Regions from separate parts of the Homo sapiens genome. Here region 1 is linked to region 2. A link is a contact called in ENCODE Hi-C or POLR2A ChIA-PET data. All regions are on one chromosome and are shown on one strand. Each heading gives the region's core, a stretch centred on a gene start or an enhancer-like site at or near the end of the contact. The rest is flanking DNA. Distances are from core to core; before and after follow the strand shown.

Region 1 (5,952 bases), core at 3,369-5,868, 110 kb after region 2:
GTAATAACATCAAAAGTACTTTTTAAAGTATTAGTCTTATAAACATTTATTTTCACCCTCAAACCTGGTGTATCTCATCTTTAATACCCAGAGAGATGCAACAAAGACCATGAACCTTGGTTAGTGTCCTGATTCCACTGCTTACCCTATAACCTTATTAATCATGTCAACACTTTATTAAACTCTGTGCTAACCACTTTACAAACATGATCTCTATATCTTCATGCAACCCCATGAGGGAGGTAGTATTATTTCTACTTTATAGATTAGGATTTGGAAGTTTTTAGAGAAGTTAATTGCCTTGTCTAAGACCAAACACTTAGTAAATTCTGCTGTAAAGACTTGAGCCCTCGTCTGTCCAACCAGGATGTGCACTTAACCATAATGCTCTTTTTAATTTGAGCAGAAATGTTATTTCTAGGAGCCTCTCCAAGCTTTAACTTCCTTCCAAGCAGTCTGTGATGGTTTGACTCTTTCAGCCATGACTCTGCCCTCTTGGTGTGCCTTCCTATAATGCAGAGGCTGGAAAGCCTAAAACTGCATCCCACAAATGCTCTTGCAAGTAGGGTTCTGGATGTTAGGCTCCATCACTTAGAGCCTCTCCTGTGTATCTAGGAGGCCAAAGTGAAGCAGAGGCCATCTCCTTGCCATCTGGGCTGCTTTTCTGCTAGCAAATCAAGTTGTGGGAAGTGAGGTTTGGGAGCAGATTTTCAGCATTCATTCTCCAGGTCCTTGGGTTGTAATAGGAAACATGGATGAAGGCAGTGGCTGCACTTCCTATCCCAGTGGCCAGTCATCAGCTCCGTGAATGTAGAGAGCAGGAAGAAAAGGCAGCTTTCCGCCTAACTTCCTGATCCTTGTATTGTGCCACGGTGGAGTGTTCTTGAACTCAGAAGTTCCAGAGGCAGCTTTGGCAATAGTCACTTCCTTGATGGTCAGTTCTGAATTATTTGGGGAGTTACCATTGATGACTAAGACTAGAACCCATTCCTCTAGCCCTTCCAAACATTCTGTAAACATCTAACAACCTGAAATGGTTTCCTATCAAAACCTCTTGGAATGGATTCTATTTTATGCACTGAACCATCCTTGATTAATACATAAATCAAGATTAATAATCCTTACCCATAGAAGGGTTTTCAGGCTGGACGTGGTTGCTCACGCCTATAATTCCAGAACTTTGGGAGGTGGAGGCGGGTGGATCATGAGGTCAGGAGTTCGAGACCAGCCTGGCCAACATGGCAAAACCCCGTCTCTACCAAAAATACAAAAAAAAAAAAAAAATTAGCCGGGTGTGATGGCAGGCACCTGTAATCCCAGCTACTCAGGAGGCTGAGGCATGAGAATCACTTGAACCCAGGAGGCGGAGGTTGCAGTGAGCTGAGATTATGCCATTGCACTCCAGCCTGGGTGACAAGAGCAAGACTCCATCTCAAAAAGAAAAGTGTTTTCATAAGAAAACTGAATGGAAAAATGTATATAAATGTACATCACAGTGTCTATTTTATTAATTTCCTTGTGTATTTATTTCTCAGTTCTTCCTATAAAATCAACGGACACTATCAGCCTGTGTTATATATACTCAGCATTTTCCCACAAACACATATCAACATAAAAATTGCACCAAAAGTGTATGAACTTGAAAGATAGAACATTTATGTCCATTCTCCTGTCTTGTTTTCTCTTGGTTGACATCCTTCATTTATGCGACATTTACGGAGAGCTTGTTATATGCCAGACATTGTGTTATGCTTATTTACATAGTAAGACTGTTTTCCTGCCAAACTAAAGGCATTCTCTAAAAAAGATTGAATTCCCACTGGAGATGAACCCCAGGCTCATGAATAAATTCTTGACAACCGAGAAACATTTCAGGAACATGAGACGATGTTCACTTTGTGATCTGATCCCAGCAAAGATCCTCTCGGTGGAGTCAGATCTGCTGGAATTTTGCTCCTTTAGGAAGTTCACTGTGATTAAAACAAATGGCCAAGGACTAAGGTAATGCCCTCCTAGAAGGACTATCTTCTTATTCATGTTGAAAATGGGGTTTTGCCCAGTGCTCAGCCTACTGGCCCACTCTGCAGGCTGATAACAGCCCCCAAACCCATCTGTCCTGAAAGGCCAGTTATATCAGAGAAGCAGGAAAGGCAGGATACACAAGGGAAAGAAATGTTTTCCCAAATTAAAAACTACCTAAGACAATAAGGATAGCCAATAGTCCCCAGGTCCACCAAAGATGTGGCATTTGACACCATCATTAAAGAAAGGTGACTTCCCTCCCTCCGGTGCTGGAATCAGGCAAAAATCGGGAAATTACTGCAGCATTCCTCTCAGACTGTGACCAGGTGGGTCTCAAGGCTGAAGTATGGTCTGAGAAAGTCCCCCAGAATTTTCCCTAGTAAAGTCTAGGACAGTTAGGGAACCTAAAAGGTTGGTTCTCCCTTTTTTGAGCACCCCACACATATCTCTAACTATATCTGTGGGCTCACTGTTCTGAAAAGACACCAAGTTTTTCCAGACAGAAAGGGTCCAATGACCTATTTCTGGTGACCAAGAGAAACATAAAAGCCTCAAAAACCTCAAACACAAAATACTCCCCACCCCCTACATACACACATGCTGCGATTTTGTAAAAATGTAATTCGTTGGCTGTTGGATTCGTTTTCTTGCTAAACAAAGGCTGCTCCCTGTTTCCTCATATGATGGGCATAATTACCAAAGTGATCCAAGTCTGCACATACTATTTTCCTTCCATTCACTGCAAGTCTGGAACAACAACAAGAGAAGTGACACTCCCAGAAGTGGAATTAACACACACCCCACATACTGCTTTCATGTCTCCTCTGGCTGCCACCTAAAACAGAGTTACAGATCCTGACCCTCCCCATCCTCAGACACAAGGATCACAATTGATCAAACATTGTGGCAGGTGATTGTTTGGAGGAAGACTGAGATAAATGTAAGCTTTTAAAAACAGCTGGTGTTCTTACTTGAATTAAGAGTTTCGAGATCAAGCTATGCGATAAAGAAGTGTAATCCCTGACCATCCCTCTGATCTGGATTCTTCTCTCTGCTACTATGGAATATTTGTCAGTGTCTACCATTTGAAGACTAGGAGGAGGAGAAGGGAACCCTCTGTCTTCCCTCAGATTTTCACTGCCACCTCCACCCCAGCATCTCAGCTGAAATCCACATCTGTTCACAGAAGCCTCCATACTTCCCCAAGTCTGCCCATACACAGGCTTCTGGAGAGATTAAGAAGTTTGACATGGAGAAAGGGTGGAACAAGATGGCCAAATAGAAGGCTCCACTGATCTTCCCCCTCACACGGATACCAATTTGACAAATAGGGTGACCTAGTATTTGCTAGCACAATAGGATGCACAATAGGTGACAAATCAAAAATAATTTAATTGTACATTTTTAAATAACTAAAAGAGTACAGTTGGATTGTTTGTAACACAAAGGATAAATACTTGAGGTAACAGAGACCCCATTTACCCTGATGTGATTATTACACCTTGTATGCTTGTACCAAAATATCCCATAATGCCCCATAAATATATATACCTATTATATACCAACAAAAATTAAAAATTTAAAACAAAAGTTTTCTAGGTACTCCAGGATGGTGATGGTGTTAATGAGCACTGGCTAACACAGGGGCAGGCTGAGGGTGAGGCAAGAAGCAGCTCAAATAGACCCTTTGCAATGGACTGCAGCGGAGCCACGTGGGGAGATGTGGCATTGGTTGTCCACTTACAGTTTTGCTTTTTGAGTGATTTTTATGGTCTCTGCAAGCCTTCTGCAAGGTTTCTTGGATGTGCTTTAAATATTTAACTAAGAAGTTAGTGCCTATCTCACCTAAATTGAAGCTGTGCAGGAAGACTGGTAGCAGTATGGCAAAGAGAACGATCTGCAAGAGAATGTTAGAGCCATCCAGAAAACAGGTGACTGGTGTCAACAGAGTGGATTTGTAGAACACATGAGCAGTTTTAAGGGAGTTGCAGAAATACCTGGGTTGAGACGCAACAAAGTCTGCCTGAAAAACTTTGCCTTGTAAAAGGAGTGGCCACTGAAGGACCAGAGATTCTCTTTGTCCCCATGGCAAGCTAAGAACTTGAGAAGACTTTGGCATACTGTGATCTTGCCATTTCAACTAGACCTCAGAGGATCTAATGGATTCTCATCAACAGCCAGCAGTTCACAGGCTACTTTCTGAAAACAACTGATTCACCAAAACTGAGCCCTAGAAGGCATAAGCATGTGTGGCCATCTCCTGTGGCAATGTCACAACCTGAAACAAACAAATAAAAAAAGCAGAGAGTCCATATGCCAAAGATCAAGGGTGCAGATGTATCCGGGCATTCCCATTGGGACCTTTATTGTGTGAGCCTGAGAAGGACAGTGAATGCAATGTATTATAGGTCCAAGGACAACCAAGCTACTGGATAAGAGAAAGGATGCTGGTCTGAGTGAGAATCTCAACTTCAAGCCCTTAATCAGAATATGCTCATCTAGTTCTGTCTCAGTTCCCCTGTTCATAATGGCAGAAGAGAGGCAAGGGACTCACAAGACAATCTGCAATGCTCTTTACAGCTTGATGACTCAAAGCAGGAGACAGAATTGTGGAAGGTGGTGCTGTGGTGTGAGCCCTAGGCTGGGTTCCCAGACCAGCCCACAGGGAAGCTTCTACCTCTGTTGCAACCAGGAAGTAAGGAATGAGGAAGCTGCCACCGCCCCTGCCACATTCCAGGACACACACCACCAGGGCTGCAGTCTAGGAATCGGGAGCCTGGAAGCATGAAGCTGCCACCACCACTGCAAACTGACTCTTTATACCCCTGGAGCTGGAGTGAAGAGGTTCATGTATTTATTCCCTGAATGATCATCAAAAACAATTTACCCAATCTGCCTGCAGTGAGGGCAGCTTCATCCACACAGGAAAAGAAACTGGGATTTGGGACATTTTTCAAAAGTGAACACAAAGAACGCATATGTTCTAGAAAAAGCACCAGACTAATTAAGTGAATGAGCTTTGAGAACAGACAGATCTGAGTACACAGACTGCCCCCACCAGATACCTGCCTCATTTTCCATATCAGTAAAGTGGGGGTAATAATTCTACCTATATTGCTCTGCTATGACAACAGTTACATGAGGTGATGCACATAGTGTACCTAGCACAGTGCTGGAAAAGGGTGCCAGCTATGCTCGGGCATCCAGCCACCTCCTTCTCCTGTGCCTTCCTGTATTGCAGACCCCTGTTGGATGACAGAGTTGGGAAGCTAAAAGCCACCACAGCTAGAGTTCTGCATGCCAATCAGGGTCTGTGTGGCAGATGCACTGTCATGCAATTTGGAAGGCAGAATCCAGGAGACGCCCAGCGCTGCTACTTCTGGCTTTCTGCTGGTAAGTAAGGTTGTGGAGATGTGGCATTTCTGCAGTGGTGTCCCACTGTCCAGACACTAACTCTAAGGGTGTCAAGAGGCAGTTTGCAGTGGTGGTGGCAGCTTCATGCTCCCAGCTTCCCAATTCCTGGACTGCAGCCATGGTGGTGTGTGTCCTGGAATGTGGCAGGGTCAGTGGCAGCTTCCTCATTCTCCCCTTCCTGGTTGGAACAGAGGTAGAGGCTTCCCTGGTGAGCTGGTCTGGAAGCCCAGCCTGGGGCTGGCCACCCCCACCACTTCCCATGATTGTGTGAGCACCACCTCCCGACACTAATCCCTTCCTGCTTAAAACACCAGGCATCTTCCAGATCCCTGCAGTGAACTCTGACAGTTATGCACCCCATGGAGCACAGGGTAAACTTCCAATACAACTTGGCTATGTCTACATTTTCAACTGAGGACCTACTATGTGCCAAGTCCTAATATACATATTGTTTTAACCCCCAATGATTCTGCCAGCTATGAATTTTTATGACTATTTGTATACATAAAGACGTTC
Region 2 (5,505 bases), core at 339-2,838:
AGAATCCATCTTCAGAGCTTATAGATATAGACATATTACATATTTTAATAGACTCTTGGGTCCTGATCCCACAGATTTAGATTAACTAGCTCTGGAATAGGGCCCAGAAATCACTATCTTTAAAAGAATTCTCAAGTTGTGTTGATGATCAGCCAAGTTCAGACACGACCAGAATAAAATATATATACGTATACATACCTACATATCAGGACAGTTACAAGAAAGGAGAAAGCAAAATAAAGTATTTTGATAAACACATCAAGTTCTTTTGAGTTACTGATATTTTAAAAAGCTGTCTCGGTGAGAAGCCCATTAACATTCTACAGCTAAGTGATGCTACAGCCAGTATTTCTGATGTTTCATTCAGTCCATTAAGCAGAGCTGCTTAAAAGAACTAGTTTTATTTATTTATACATTTATAATCAGGTTCATGAATACAGTCAACACTATGGAAATTCTTGTCAATAAAAAAGTGTTTGTCCACAGACTACACACAGAAATAAAATTATTAGACCTGCATCAGTCACCGTCTGAGCTGGTCATGCCCTTAAAGGAAATTTCAAGGAAGATGGGCTGAAGTTGGTGAGATATCTGCTGATGTTTAAGATGTAAGCAAGGTGGTATCTTACTCATGATCAGGTTAACAATAACACATACATTGAACAGTTTGAGAATTTTGCATCTTTAGCTTTATGTCCAAATGATGAAAAGGGGGTAAGGAAGAAATGATGAAAAGGGGGAAATGATGAAAAGGGGGAAAATGAAGGCAACCTGCAAAACTGATAATGAAAATAGAACATGAAAGTAACTGTCATCACCCACTAACAAAGCACCTCATCTTCCTAAATAACAGAGTCAGCCCTCTAAGTCAGTCTGTCATAAGTGCCAGATTTGTTTTCTGAGGCCACTTTTGGCACCCGAATTCCTGAGGTCTAGCTTCAAATGAGCATTTCCTCCACTGCCAGAGTCCTGCAGGAGGCTGTAGAGATGGATCCCACAGCTGGTCCCTGCACTGACAGGCATGCTGTCGCCGGCTCAGGCATTGTCTAGGGCATGTCCTGCTTAGAATGCTCTTCCCCTAGAACCTGCACGGTAGGGAGCAGATTCCCAGAAACCCTTCCCATCTTTGTTCACAGCCACTTTCCCAACAAGGCCTGGGATCATCTTATTTAAAACTGTGGCACCTGTGCTCCCCACCCACCACCTGATCCACATCTTTTTTTCCATTGCACTTAACACTTTTATTGTAAACCCAGAATTGACTTGTTATGTTTATTGTTGATGTCTGCGCCCTCTGCTAATTACAGAGCTTTATTTGCTTTGTCCATTGATGTAAGTGTCTAGAATAGTGGCTAGCACTTAGTATATAAATATGTGTTGAGTGGATGGATAAGTACATGATGTATTGATTGTTCGATTGTTCATTACTAGCTATTTATGCCACATCAGGCAGTTTTCAGTATAGCCTTCAGTATTCACGTAGTTAAAACCATCCCAAATATTTGTGTTTGAACAACGTTGTCTGTGAAATGGAACTGCCTAGGTCATGAGTGCATTTTGGAGTTCTGCTGTTGAGTCAGAGCATGCTGGCAGTAGTGGCTCCGCTTGTAGAAGTGAAACCTCCTGCTTATGTTTTGGCCCCATGAGATCTCATAAGATTTCCCCCAACATTTTTGGCTTTACTCCTGATGCACACTTTCATATCTCTTAAAGATCAGCCTGTTGGACGTTATTCTTAGAACAGTGCTAAGCACTCAGCAATTAACCTAGTCAATGATATGTGTTGACTGTGGGTGTGACCCACCATGTCTGTTGTGATTTTTAACTTCAGAGTATCTTAGGAATTATCCAGTCCAGCTCATTTTATACTTCAAGAAACTCAGGAAACCAAGATTAGGTTAATCTTCTAAATTCACAGTACTAGCTAGAGGCAGCCCCTTCTGGGACAGGAGTCCTAGTCTGTTTGGTTTCTTTTTTTTTTAAACCCACCATATTGCTAAAACAGATAGCAACACCAGCTTCCTCATGCAGTGCAGTCATCTACTGTCAACACAGGTCTTGGCTTCTTTCCCTTCAGCGTCTCACCCATCTTTCTTAAGGAGGATCCAGATTTCTCCAAATGTTACCTTCATATGGGACCCTATTCTGTCACCCCAATCCAGAGCCTTCTTAGAATGCCTTTCCCACAGGGGCCAGTATATTCTCTCGAGTGCCCGCTGTTTGGGAATGCTTGCTTTTCTGCTTTCCTAGGCCCCCATCACCATGGATGTTCAGCACAGGGACTCTGGAGAAGCACCTGGTTAGTGTCTGGTGGCTGCTTTGTTGTTTTTGACTCCCATCTTTTTTGCCTGTCTCTTCCTCCAGCTTCACCCTCAACTCGGTTTGCCCTCAGGAGTTCTTTACCTCCTTTGATCAGTTTCTCCGGCTCCTTCTTCACCCTTTGTGGCTTCTCAAGGCCACATCACTAGAGTTAGGAGGGGAAAGAAGCAAGCACCCTCCTTTTATCTAGTACTTCATTTTTTTCAGCATTATCTCATTTGCCCTTTACAGCAACCCTGTGTTAAGTGGGAACAGATACTCTTACTCCCTTTTTACTATCAAAGAAATGAAATACAGATATGTAAAGGAAATGATCTCATTGGCAGAACTGGAAGCAGAGCCTCCAAATCTGGGTGTAGAATCTTTTCTACTGTCCCAAATTTTAACAGAGAGACAAAATTTATCACCGTCTGGTATTCTGAAATGTACATAATTTTTCTCAACATCGTACTCAGTTTAAAAATCTTCTGAGGATATTAATGTGGATTTCTCTAGTGTCTTTAGAAACTTGATTTTAGAAAAGGCCACTGACAAGTTAGTGATATAATAAACAGGTCCTCTGATACTGACTGCATTTTCATCTACATTTACCAGTTATTAAATGCTGTTATATGTGGAACTGTGTTTGCAATATTTTATTTACTGTTTTGAGAATTAGGTTGATGGTAAGATTTATTCAAATTCTTGATTTTAATAATGTATCAATACAACTTAATAATTTGATTTATTTGCAAGTTTTGAAAATCCACATATTCTAGTAGATCCTGAACTTAACTAAAAGTGTAAGAAATATTTCACATATAAAACATGATACAGGCTGGGTGCGGTGGCTCACGCCTGTAATCCCAGCACTTTGGGAGGCTGAGGCGGGCGGATCACGAGGTCAGGAGATCGAGACCATCCTAGCTAACACGATGAAACCCTGTCTCTACTAAATATACAAAAAATTAGTCGGGCGTGGTGGTGGGCGCCTGTAGTCCCAGGTACTCAGGAGACTGAGGCAAGAGAATGGCGTGAACCCGGGAGGCGGAGCTTGCAGTGAGCAAAGATCATGCCACTGCACTCCAGCCTGGGAGACAGAGCGAGACTCCGTCTCAAAAAAAAAATATATATATATATATATTTATATATTTATATTTATATATTTATATAGATATTTATATATTTATATATATTTATATATATATTTATATATATATTTATATATTATATATATTGTATTTAAACATTCTTTAAAATATTTATCATTTATCTCAACTAATAGAAAGTGATCTTATCACTTTTTATTATTCATAGACAGACTGAAATTTGTTTTAACTTAAATTCAACCAATGTTTTACTTAATTTTATTAATGTTTTTAAGTTACTCCACTGTCAAGCAAAGCATTTTAAAGTACACTGTGATGTATATACTTTCATAAGAAAAACGAAATGTAATTACATTTTGCAAGTAACACAAATTGGAAGCTGACATTGTCCTGACATGGCTGGCAGTGTCTGCTCCCTGCCAAGCTTCTCTGTATAGCCAATCAAGAGAGTTTATATGCAAAGTAGCAAATACATGGTGTTTTGTAATGCAGCTTTATTCTCACTGCCACTTGCCCTCCTAGAGGCCATGGGATGCACAAATTGTTTGTATGTAAGAGTCCTAGAAGATGTTAAAAACCCTTGTGTCTTATGTTCAGAGCTGTCAGCATGATCTAAGGCCCGAAATCGTAAGGTACAGTAGTGTACAGTAAATTTATATAAAGTCCTTTGATATAAATTGAAGTTGTCCAAATTCATTTCCTATAAAATGATAATATCCAAATTCTAGGTTTGCCTTTGATGTTGTTCCTTCCACTCATTTTTAAGTTGTTTTCATGTTTCACATTGCCAAATGGCACACTACCTGGAGTATGCCCTCTTGTTGAGACCATTCTTAGTTTGATATAGTGTCAAAGAAAAAAAGTGAGAATGTTGGGAATTTGGTTTGCTTTACAAGTTAGGATGAGTGGAGAGAACCCTCTTGACAGGATGAAGAAATCTGTGGAAGTATCATAGCGAACAATAACCACCTGCCTATTATCCAGTTTCCTGAATGATAAAAATTGTCTATGCATCCTGCCTCAAAGGCTTGACCATGGGGTGGTTTTCTCTTCTGACAGATTTAGCTGTTTCCAGTCACATTTGTTATCACTTTTGTGCGATCTTGCTGTTTAGCTCCTTTAAATCAGAAATACATTCTGCTTATGGGAAGACACACACACACAAACACACACACACACAGATTTATACTAAAATCACAAAAACCTTTTAAAATGTCTTGTGAAAATATATTAGCTATCTTTCTTAGAACAAACATAAAGAAGAATAGTAAATAAATGTGCAGTCCAGCACCAGTGTTGACATCTGTTGTGAAATGTGCTACATGGAGTAACCATTGTAGAGACAATCATCTTAGGCACCAAAATGACTTAGGAGCTTCTTTCTTTGTTCTTTCTTATCACTTACTATTTTTATTAGTTTAGCTTTTTCCAAACGTGTTTACTCAGAGATACCTATTTTAGTTAGGAAGAAAAAGAGAAATAACACCAATTAAAGCTAATTGAGGCTGAATTCTTGTCAGTCTTAAAAGAATCCTAATTGTTTCTCTTTGAACTGACTAATCCATAAAAGTTTTCTGAAGGGATGGGGTGTGGTTGTATTTGATAGCTTCCATTTGGATGATTTCTACTACCTTTTTTCTTGTTTGAGAACTATTAGAACGAACATGATCATTTTTTCAAGCTGGAGTGCGGTGGCACGATCTCAGCTCACTGCAACCTCTGCCTCCCAGGTTCAAGCGATTCTCCTGTCTCAGCCTCCCGAGTAGCTGGAACTACAGGCACCTGCCACCACACCCAGCTGATTTTTGTATGAACATGATCAATTTTATACACATAGAACATAGTAAAATGCTGATAATTATAAGTTGTTTGTTTACTCATTGTAGCTATTTACTGTGTGATCAACTGTGAAATTTTGTGCAACCCTCTCTCAGAATGGAAAAAAAAGAGGATTTAGTCTGAGTTTCTGAGAATAATTTTCCAAGTATATCTGGAAAGGTAAATTGATTTTAAAGGATATATAATTGATTAATTAAAACATCATTTCATAAAACTCATTTTATCATCCACTGTGAGAGCAGCTTCAAATGCCCTCAGA

What was found. Hi-C counts contacts between places; a loop is a spot of excess contacts on that map. ChIA-PET counts read pairs that join two places held with the same protein, here RNA polymerase II (POLR2A). Pooled maps may share reads with other maps.
Region 1: a loop to region 2 is called in a pooled map, with 2.8 times the contacts of the local background. The contact joins two enhancer-like sites. A Hi-C loop is called at or near these places in 2 of 50 pooled maps. POLR2A ChIA-PET finds 5 or more read pairs at or near these places in 4 of 52 experiments (A673, AG04450, GM12878 and 1 more).

What each region holds. Positions count from the first base shown.
Region 1 is chr13:97,563,398-97,569,349 of GRCh38, forward strand. The region is part of intron 3 of LOC105370324 (a long non-coding RNA gene); the gene reads right to left. Among named protein-coding and RNA genes, the nearest start is that of RAP2A, 130 kb to the left of the region's middle. Within about 2 kb of position 4,619, at least 2 of the 41 ENCODE cell types and tissues checked have a DNase peak (open chromatin) inside an H3K27ac peak, as active enhancers do.
Region 2 is chr13:97,458,548-97,464,052 of GRCh38, forward strand. The region is part of intron 1 of RAP2A (RAP2A, member of RAS oncogene family); the gene reads left to right. Among named protein-coding and RNA genes, the nearest start is that of RAP2A, 27 kb to the left of the region's middle. RefSeq lists enhancers at 1,314-1,363, 1,724-1,833. Within about 2 kb of position 1,589, at least 2 of the 41 ENCODE cell types and tissues checked have a DNase peak (open chromatin) inside an H3K27ac peak, as active enhancers do.